2 separate regions of the Homo sapiens genome follow, and region 2 is linked to region 1. The links are chromatin contacts, found by POLR2A ChIA-PET in ENCODE. All regions are on one chromosome and are shown on one strand. Each heading gives the region's core, a stretch centred on a gene start or an enhancer-like site at or near the end of the contact. The rest is flanking DNA. Distances are from core to core; before and after follow the strand shown. Region 1 has its middle 140 kb from the start of NAMPT-AS1. Region 2 overlaps PRKAR2B (protein kinase cAMP-dependent type II regulatory subunit beta).

Evidence for each region. ChIA-PET counts read pairs that join two places held with the same protein, here RNA polymerase II (POLR2A).
Region 2: POLR2A ChIA-PET joins it to region 1 with 11 read pairs in activated naive CD4-positive, alpha-beta T cell. The contact joins two enhancer-like sites. POLR2A ChIA-PET finds 5 or more read pairs at or near these places in 3 of 52 experiments (AG04450, Panc1 and activated naive CD4-positive, alpha-beta T cell).

The regions. Positions count from the first base shown.
Region 1 is chr7:106,421,490-106,426,960 of GRCh38, reverse strand. No RefSeq gene overlaps it. Among named protein-coding and RNA genes, the nearest start is that of NAMPT-AS1, 140 kb to the right of the region's middle. RefSeq lists enhancers at 1,524-1,623, 1,007-2,206. Within about 2 kb of position 1,825, at least 21 of the 41 ENCODE cell types and tissues checked have a DNase peak (open chromatin) inside an H3K27ac peak, as active enhancers do.
Region 2 is chr7:107,100,919-107,106,165 of GRCh38, reverse strand. All of the region lies in intron 2 of PRKAR2B (protein kinase cAMP-dependent type II regulatory subunit beta), which reads right to left. Among named protein-coding and RNA genes, the nearest start is that of PRKAR2B-AS1, 24 kb to the right of the region's middle. Within about 2 kb of position 2,650, at least 4 of the 41 ENCODE cell types and tissues checked have a DNase peak (open chromatin) inside an H3K27ac peak, as active enhancers do.

The DNA.
Region 1 (5,471 bases), core at 576-3,075:
TGTGCCCTGGCTGGCTGGCCTGTGTGGATGACATGGCCCACCCCCCTCCCTCCAGCACCTGGCTGAGTTCCACCGTTGGGGGTGCTGGCAGGAGAGCAAAGGGAAGAGCGTTTCTCTTGGCTCCTCTCCTTACTGAGGGCCATTGATTGTCTCTCTCCCTTTCTGAAGGTCACAGCTTCCAAAGCTACAGTTCTTGCTTTGTCTCAGTACAGGGCTCTCTCTCTCCTTGTCTCTCAGGGCTCCCCACTGTTGCTAGCCCCAGGATACCATACCATTCCTTGCAGGTTTGCCTAAATCCCACCCACGTCTTTGTAAATGGTGCCTTCCCCTCACACTTTCCTTCATTATCCACTTTGACTGTGTCATCTGTTTCCCGCCAGGACCAGGACTGATATTGAATATTTTTCTAATTAACACAAGGCAACATCTTCATTCACTTCCCCATGCACCTGTGAAGCTGTGACTACCATCGGGACGCCTGTTTCTAGTTCTCAGGAAGGTGCTGTGTTAAGCGAAGGGCCCTCTGGGTTCTGAAACTCTGGGGGCCTTGATTCCTCTGCAAGTGGGAGCCAGATTGGCTTTTCAGTCTCACCCAAACTTTGAGCTAGAAGGGAAGAGGGAGGAGAGTGGGGAAGGGAAAGGTGTCAGAGTCAGCGGACCCTGAGGAGAGGCACTGTGGATTATCAGTGTGAGGTATTAACATCACCCCTCCAGCCTTCACTGGGAATTGGGAGTCGACACTTGGGAATGTTTGAGTGCAGGTAAGGCAGGTGTCCCTACTCCACCAGAATGATCTGCTCCCCTTCTTCAAGTTTCTCGGTTTCTTACCCAACCATCCCCTTCCCCTACCCTGGCTATATGTAGCTGTTTCTAATTTTCTTTAATTTAACAAGGACTCAGTAAAAGAGAATATTTTCGTTAAACTTTCAGGTTTAACAAGATATTGTGAAAGCCATTGATCTCCACTCTATCACGCTGGAGAAGTAGGGAAATACCTATTTGTAAAATGTGCGTGTCTGCCTGTTGACACCCAGTTGTTGGCTTATTTGTTCATTCATTTATTTATGCATCTATTATTTATTCATTCATCAAATAGCTGTCAAATGCTATCTAAGACTTGATTGTTGTATTTATCCTCAGCTGGACCCTTCTATCCCCTCCTAAAGGAAGAGGAAGGAGGCATGCAAGGCACACAGCAAGGTGGGCTGATGCCAAGCTAGAACAAGGAAAGTGCAGTTGGAGGACATGTGTGGTGGGACCTGTAGCTGACCTTTCCCCTCCCTGCAGCCAGACTTTGCCCTCCCTGCAGCCAGGCCTGGGCCACACGGGTAGGAATACCCTGGCAGTTCACATTCTCACTCAGTCTCACACTCACTTTGTACTCTGATGCTGACATGAAGTGGCTCTGCTGGCAGCCCACGTGTTTCCAGATACTTGACCCAGCTGCAGGTATGAAGGCCTTACCTCCTGGCAAATGTGAAACAAAAGTCGAAGGAGACAAAGAGCCTGTGAGCTTGTTCCCCACTCCTTTCCATACTCAGCTGATGACTCAATTCACCACCAAGGGTGAGCATGAGGGATCTGTCCGTTCATATTCATCTTCCACCCTTTCCAGGCTTTGGATGTGTGGAGCTGTGCTAATTTGGAGTTGCTGAGCTACAGGACAGTGTTAAGAGAGGCTCTGGCATCTCAGATTTATTGCTTGAATACTTGAAATCCTTATTACAGGAAGTTACACAGCTTGCTTCCAAGCAGCACATGTAAAATTGCAGTTTGACGTTCTGGGGAAATCCCAAGCGTCACGCTGTTTCACCAGAGTGATAAATTGACAAGGGGCCAGTGTTCTGATGAAATCTTGCTTCTGTTTGCCTGCCTTCCCCATGAGTTCTCTAGTTTCCTAAGAGCCAAGAGTGAGCAAATAGGCTCTTACTCATTTTAGAACATTAGTCTTCTAATTTGCATACTTTCTTTCTACATCTAGTTATTGGTACTTGAACGGAAGTGGAGGAGTCTGTCCTAACATATTCCTCTGCCCTCCCCATCCCATCATGATTGAGAAAGAGAGAGAGAGAGAGAGATTGGAACTTGGGTTAGGAACTACTTTCCAGAATCTTTTATTTTCTTCTTTTTACTTATCTACCTTCCTTCCCTTTTTCTTTTCATTCCATTTCTCTCTCCCTCTTTTATTCAGTAATTTATCCAATTACCCATTCATTACTTTGTACCTGGAACCTGAGCTTAAGATAGCTGTGTCCTCTTCCTCTCCCTGATTAGGATTTAGATGTAAGTCTGTGAATGCCAGGATGATGTGTGGCTCAACCTACCTGTGGGTCTGCATACCTGAGTGATGGAGTCTCCTAGGAAAGACTCTCTTCACAGGAGGGGGAAATAGAAGCACCTACTAGGTTCAGTTGCACTGGACCAGGACTAGAATGGAGACTGGGGTGGTCCTGGTGGGGTTTGAGGAACAGCACAGTGCCTGTCACTCTGATGTCTTCTGGCCCAGCGCCCAGGGCCAGAAGTCCTGGGAAGTCCTGCGCCTGGGTCCTGAGATGAGGGTATTGGAATAAAAAACAAGTGTAAACAAAAATAGTTCATCACAAAAGCATCCCTAGGTTACAGGAAGCAGGGGGCAAGAGCAGCACCAGCCAGCCCCAAAAGCCAGGCTGATGTCAGTGTCCTTGACCCTGTGCAGATGCAGCTGTGTCATGGGTGGTGGTGGTGGGCACCTCCACTGTGCTCCAGCATAGACGTGCTGCTCTCTAAGGCTGCCTTGGTTGTCAGCAGCAATGGAGACCCCAGTCCCGTAAGCAGAGGCAGGTGAGGAAGAAGGTAGCAGGTGCCACACATAGCAGTGGGCAGTCATGCTCAGTATCTGTAAGATAATCCCTGGAGAATCCCAGACTTTAGGGGATGAGTTTGATGTGAGGATGTGTGTGGTTGGAGCAGCTGCAGAATGGATTTGGGTAAATCCAGAGAATGCTGTTTTGTATCTCTCACTAAGATTCTGTTTCACTCTAGGCAGAGGAATTTGAGAGACACAGGCTTTTACACGTGCCTTAAATCCAACTTACTTCCAAAAAGCACTTGTAGAAGCTTTATAGAAAGCCTCAATATAAAAGAGATAATTTTTTTAAAAAGAAGATGAACCACAGTCAAGAAATAAAGACTGGAAGGAAGGAAGGAAGGAAGGAAAGATGAGTGGTGTTTTACTAGAAAGCCTAGTCAAACAAATGTTTTTGCGTGGTTTGGAACTGTTATCTCTTCTGGGCTTAATTCCTAAGAAGACAAACTCTATGCCTAATCAAGACCTGAAAAAAAAAATGAAATTCAGTTATTTAGATGGCGATTCTATTTTGTTTTCTAAATGTATTACTGTACCAGGAAAGTTCTATAATTCTTCATGGTTAGAGAGCTGCCGGAAGTCATCAGACTTTATTTGAATACATTGTTGGAAAATCCTGATTATTAGTTCTGTGTCCCCAAGGCCACAAATGACCCCAAAATGCAGCTGCCTACATGTCAAGCTGGGGATTACACCGATAGCTGAGGGAGCTGGAAGTGTCCTGTACTCATGATCAGCACCTGCACCTGTCCTTCTCATTTTACCCTCACAATGATGCAGGGAGATGGGAGGGCCCGTACCGTTATCTCCACTCCACAAGTGAAGAAACCACAAGTCAGAGAGTTGTCCAAGACCATACTTAGGTGCAGGGCTGGTGTCGGAATACAGGCTCCGATTCTCAAATCCCAACTGCATAGGCCCTTTCCTGAACATAGGTCTGGAATAGTAACTTACCTAACTTTCTTACAAGCACCAGGAAATTCTGATGCTCACCCAAATGTAGGACTCTTAACCCCAACACCATCTGTCCCCACTTCCACTGAAGACTCAATGGATCATGGGGGCAGTTTTCCCCATGCTGTTCTCGTGATAGTGAAGGAGTGCTCACGAGATCTGATGCTTTTAAAAGTGGCAGTTTTTCCTGTGCTTTCATTCTCTCTCCTGCCACCTTGTAAAGAAGGTGACTGCTTCCCTTTCCTCCATGATTGCAAGTTTCCTGAGGCCTCTCTAGCCGTGCAGAACTATGAGTCAATTAAACCTCTTTCCTTTATAAATTACCCAGTCTCAGGCATTTCTTTATAGCAGTACAAAAACGGGCTAATACATTGAGTAAATTGCCCAGGATGATACAGCAAGGAAACAGGTTAGATGAGGTTGATGAATATTGGGCATCTGATGGCTAAAGGTGATTGGAGGACAAGAAGAAGAAGAAGAGGACATGGTCTCTGAACAGGGAGCACACAGCCTGATGATGAATCGGGGCAAGTTTCACAGAACAGTAGTTCTTTCTGCTTCATCCCTTTAGTTGTTTTGTAAGTCCAAAGTAAAAGGGTTCCATCCGACTGTACTGAGAGAGGGACTGGCACTAGATGGATTCTATTGACAACTGCAGCCAGAATTCAGACATCCAGAGTGGACACAGCACATCACAGCCCATGCCTGTGTGAGAGAGCCACCCCCCCCAACACCTACCCATGCCCACATTCACACCCACCCACAGGCACAAATAAAGTGCTAACCTCCTCCAGTGGGGACAGTACTGGGAAAATGCCAGCTGACCTGTGGTCTCCTTTGGCTCCTTAGAAATTCAAAACTGCTGTAATTAAACATTTCCAAGAATTTGTAATACCCTCAGAGTATTAGAGAAAGCACTAGAAGTTTCCTGAGGTAACAAAGCAGAGAATAGTGAGGGGAAGAAGACAAAACAGAGCATTGTAGGCAAGACAGTAGCACCGATTTGAGGGAAGAAATTGGCTTATGCCTTTGCGAGACTACTGGGAAGAGGCCTACGAGGGAATAGAGAAGAAAAAACATTTGTTAAGTACCACATATGTGCCTGATTCTGTGCTTTCATATATACCTGCTTTCATTCTCAAATAACTCTAGGTAGGTATTTTGGTTCTATTTTACAGGTAAGGAAACAGGCTTGGACAGGGCAGGTAATTCATCCAAAGTGACCCAGACAGTAAAAGAGAACCTGGACTTGAAACCCAGGTCTTTGAAGGCACAAACGTCCATGCCATCCCTATTGCATCCGTATGCATGTGTATCAGTATGTATCTTAACAAATGCGGCATTTAATAAGTTCCAGGTTCTGTTCTAAGTGCTTTACAAATATTAACTCATTTAATACCCACAACCACCCTAGGAAGTAAGTGCTAGTATTATTTTCAGTTAGCATAAGAGGAAATTGAATAACAAAGAGATTGTGTCATCTGCCCAGATCACATGTCTGCTGGCAAGCTGGCTGCTTGGCTGAGGGCTCATTCTTCCCGCTTTTACTCTGTGGGGCCTCTATGTGAGTGGAAGTGCTTATTTCTTGGGTTAGAGCCAATCCATCTCTCCAGCTTACAGTAAACTAAAAAGGGGAAAGCAGTAACTTGGAGGCTAGAAGATGCCAGAGGAA
Region 2 (5,247 bases), core at 1,401-3,900, 680 kb before region 1:
ACTCAGGAGAAGAATAAAATCCCTCTCTGTTCCAGGGCTGTTTGGTTGAGGCACTCAGGAAATACACTAATGTAGACCCAGATTCCCCGAAAGGGTGAGCTATCCCTGGTATGCATTTTATCACTCAATCTGCTCCTGACATTAGGAGGAAGCTACAATAGGCAAAAATAGGACCTCAACCCCCCATGAGCTAACTCTTAAACATGGCCTTTGGAGTTTACAAAAATAGGGACAGGCAAAGCAGGCAGAAAAAACACACACAAAAGAAATAGCCAAAAAGTACAATCGTTCACAACTGCCTTAAGCACTCTTCTGCCTCAGGGTTATCCATCTCGAGGAAGTGTTGCAAGATCAGTGTCTGGAATGCCCAGACAAGAGCCCCTGACTTGCTGGTCCTGTAACCAGAATCAGTGTGCCTACTGTCACTAAGAGGGCCACTGGAAAAGGGACTACCCCAGGCTCCAAAGGCCACCCAAACCCATAATGGCCAAGAGAATAGAGGACTGATAGGCCCCAAGGTTCCCCAGAGCTCCCAATGACACCTTACCATCTCCACAGAGGAGCCTCAGATAGCCCTTGATGTAGCAGGCAAGGATACTGAGTTCTTACTAGACAAGGGAGCAGCCTTCTCAGTGCTGACCCATTTCTCAGGGATACTGTCTTTACAGTCTTGTACCATAACTGGGATTGACAACCAGCCAAAAATTAGGAGATTCACATACTCCTTTGGTTGTACCATGCGGGACCACACATTTTTCCACAGGTTCTTGCTTATGCCTAAGTGTCCTATTCCTTTACTGGGAAGAGACTTATGTTCCCACTTACAGGCCACAGTTCAATTAGGAGAGCCTCATAAAAATGCAATAGGCCAGGCAGGAATACTACTTCTAGCTCTAAGTGCTTGCCTTCATACAGGTAAAGAAAAGACCTCTCTTCCACTGCATATCACTTCTCAAGTAGTCCTCTGTTTCAGACATGGAAGTTCCCGGTAGAGCTGCTAATGTAACCCCAGTCCAGTTTTGTTTAAAACTCAATGTTGGTTACCACGGAAAAAAACAATAATTTTTGAGACCAGAAACACAATGGGGCCCACAACCCATGACAGTAAAGCTTTTAAAGTATAGACTTTAAAGTACTAACTGGCCCTGTCAGTACCCACGTAACATCCCTATTTTGCCCATAAGTAAATCAAATGGGGAACAGAGATTAATTTAGGAACTGAGGGCAGTTAATGAAGCAGTACTCCCAGTCCTTATACAAGGACTCCTACTAGCTCCTAATAGCTCCAATAGCTCCTAATTCTTACACAATATTGACCCCTGAAAATGATAACTGATTCGTGGTATTAGACTTAAGGGGTACTTTCTTTAGCACACATTTGCACCCAGACTCCCACTATATTTCCAGTATACTTTTGCTTTTGAATGGACTAATGCAGACACTCTTGCTACATTTCAGTTTACCTGGACTGTCCTCCCTCAAGGTTTTAGGGATAATCCTCATTTATTTGAAAATGCATTGGCAAAAGAAATAAGGTAACTACAGCTTAATAAATGGATCCTTCCTACAACATGTGAATGACCATATTAATTTTCAGCGTTACTAGGGAGGACTCTGAAAAAAATACAATACAGGTCCTTAATTTTGTGGGGAAATGAGGGTATTGAGTATACCCCCCCAACGAGGCCCAAATTTCTGTTCAAAAAGTTAAATACATGGGATACATTCTCACCCTTGGGACAAGGACTTAGCCCAGGAATGAAAAGAATTCATTCTGGCACTCCAGCCCCTTGAAACTAAGAAACAATTAGGAATTTTTTTGAGGCGAGGAGGGCAGGCATAGTGGCTCATGCCTGTAATCCCAGCACTTTGGGAGGCAGAGGCAGGTGAACTGCCTGAGCTCAGGAGTTCGAGGCCAGCCTGGACAACACAGTGAAACCCCATCTCTACTAAAATACAAAAAAAAATTTGCCGGGCATGGTGGCATGCAGCTGTAGTCCTAGCTACTTGGGAGGCTGAGGCAGGAGAACTGCTTGAGCCCAGGAGGCGGAGGTTGCAGTAAGCCGAGATCGTGCCACTGCACTCCAGCCTGGACCAAAAGTGCGAGACTCCGTCTCAAAAAAAGAGAAGAAAAAAAAAAGAAAAAAACATTGTGGGGAAAATGGCTGGATTCTGCCAGATTTGGATTCCCAGGTTTGGGCTCATAGCAAAACCACTCTATGAAGCTCTAAAAGGGAATAATCAGGAGCCTTTAAATTGAGACAGAACCTGCTAACAGGCATTCCTAATGGATTGATCCAGCAATCTTTATGTGGCTGAAAAACAAGGAATAGCTTTGGGTGTTCTAACTGAAAGATTCAGGAAGAATCCTAGACCACTGGCTTACTTCTTTAAACAGCTAGACCAGGTGGCAGCTGGGAGGCCAGGATGCTTGCAACCTATGGCCACCACCACTCTACCGATAGAAAAAGCCAGTAAGTCTACCTTGGGACAATTACATGTCATAACAATTACACGTCATGGAGGCTTGTAGAGTTTATCAAGTGCCTCTGTGACTGTCTCACTTCCTGTTAAATTTCTGGTTAGTTTGCTGGTCTGTTTGCGGCAGCCAGGACCCAGCCTCAGGCTATCTGAGCTTCTAGACTTCCTGCATGTCCGTCACCCAGGTCACTGTAACCAATGGTGCTGCTGGGCAGGGGCTGTATTTGTGTGTATGTGTGTGCTTTTCTTGTGTTCTCTCAATCAAATCAGTTTCCTCTTGCAGCAAAACTGGTAGAACCCTGGGGTTTGCCTACATCAAAGGTATAGAGGAAACTATATTATTACAAGAGTGAGGTAGACGTTGGCTCAATATTCCTTTTTAAGTGAATGTTTTAATTTTTATTAGAAATAAGGTTCTCAGTTTTACTATAACATTGTTAATGAAATTTTTTCCTATTTCCCAAGAAATTTTAGTGCCTTGATTCTGATAATTACAGAAGTTGCATATTTTTAGAAAGTATTAAATTTTAAAATTTTGAAAAGCGATTAGATACATTTAAAAGACTGATTATTAGCAAGAAAACATTTTTGTTTTAATCCCTTCTTATGTTTGAAATATGAACATTTCAGAGAATTTTATAATTATCTCTTTTTTGGAGATATGAATGTTTAAGGGAGCTATGCAGTAATATATTTTGAAAAACTATTTCTTTCAGCTGAGCATGGTGGCTCACACCTGTAATCCCAACACTTTGGGAGGCTGAGGCGGGCAGATCACCTGAGGTCAGAAGTTCAAGACCCACCTGGGCAACATGGTGAAACCCCATCTCCACTAAAAATACAAAAATTAGCTAGGCATGGTGGCGGGCGCCTGTAATCCCAGCTACTCAGGAGGCTGAGGCCAGAGAATCACCTGAACCCCGGAGGCAGAGGTTGCAATGAGCTGAGATGGTGCCACTGCATTCCAGCCTGGGTGACAGAGCGAGGCTCTGTCTCAAACAAACAAACAAAAAAATCTTTTCTTCCTTTATAAATATATTCTTGATGAAAATGAGGAAAACCTAATAATGCTGGTGAACCCCAAAATTGGGGGGTTCTTGGCTTTGCTCAAGAAACTCTGGGAGGGCTCTTGGCTTTGCTCAAGAAACAATTCAAGAGCAAGCTGACAGTGAAAGAAACCAAATTTATTAGAGCAACAGCGTATAGCCAAATGGCTGCTCCATAGACAGAGCAGGGCCATCCCACAGGCAGAGTGGCCCAAAGCAACCTGCAAGGATAGCTGTATTTATACCCACTCTTAATTATATGCTAAATTATTCACAAACTTTCTAGAAAAGGGGTGGGGAGTTCCCAGAACCATATAAGGTAACTTCCAGATCATTGCCATGGCATCATTTGTAAACTGTCTTGGTGCTGGTTGGAGTATCTTATGCAAATATATTATAATTCCTAGTTCTAGCTGTTATTTTTTTCTTTTTGAGACGGAGTCTCGCTCTGTCACCCAGGCTGGAGTGCAGTGGTGCAATCTCAGCTCACTGCAACCTCTGCCCCTCCAGGTTTAAGCAATTCTCTGCCTCAGCCTCCAGAGTAGCTGGGATTACAGGCACGTGCCACCATGCCCGGCTAATTTTTTGTATCGTGTTCTGATCAGCAGACTGGTGAGTCTTGTTGATCTCCTGTCTCACCTTGGTTACTTGAAAACTATCTTTAGAAGCACAATACAGCAGAATGAGGAGCATGGCCAGTCCTCATCTCAAAAGGCAATGAGGAAACTAAACAAAACTGGAAAAAAAAAAAAAAAAAAAAAAAGGATCAGGGCTCTGGAAATCAACCAAAGGCATACAACAAATTAAGAATTTATTCATAAAAATAGCTACTGATTTTGAGTTAGGACAGTGGTAGCCCATGGCATTCCTGCCTAGGGCTGCAATCCCTCACCCACCAGGTTGGTCAGCATGGTGGTTCTACCAGCTTTGCAGGAAGAGGCTAACTTGATTGAGAGAATACAAGAAAAGCAAAAACAAAACAAAACCAAAAAACCGACAAACAAGCAGGAAGGGTAGAAGCTTAGAGAGCCTGACGCTTGGTCCTGGATGCAGTGAACTAACCAGAAATTTAACAGAAAATGAGGCAGACACGGAGGCACTTGATAAATTCTCCAAGCATCCGTGGCTGCCTGGAAGGCAGTGTGGGTAGGACGGAGAAACTGGGCAGTGCCCTAGCCCTCTACATATCTCTAGGCTGTCGAGGTGGCTACAGCGCACTTAGAGGAGGTATGAGTTAGCTTGGCAGAAAGTAAAAGCTAGTATACTTGAAAACTGCCTAAAATTTGGATATGCCCCCAAACTCACACAAGTCCCATTGCCCTTATAATCTGACCAACCACTGGTCACTGCATCACGAAGATACAGGGGCTAACCTTGAGAGGCCAGGGTTAAAAATAAAAACAAACAAACGAAAAGCAGAAACATTAGCAGCCACATACCATGGCAAAGACAGAGCATACAGATTTAGTAGACAAGCTACAAAAAAAAAAAAAAAAAAAAAAATAAGCAACAACCTGGAGAGGGAGGAAATCAGAATCCAGAACTGCTACAATGTATAATCTAAAATGTCCAGTCCTCAGCAAACTTGTAAGATATGCAGAGAAACAGGAAGTGTGATACATATTCCAGAAAAAAGCAGTCAACAGATATGATCTACAATTGGGCCAGTTGTTAGACTTAGCAAAGATTTCAATTTCAAGGCAGCTATTATAAATATGTT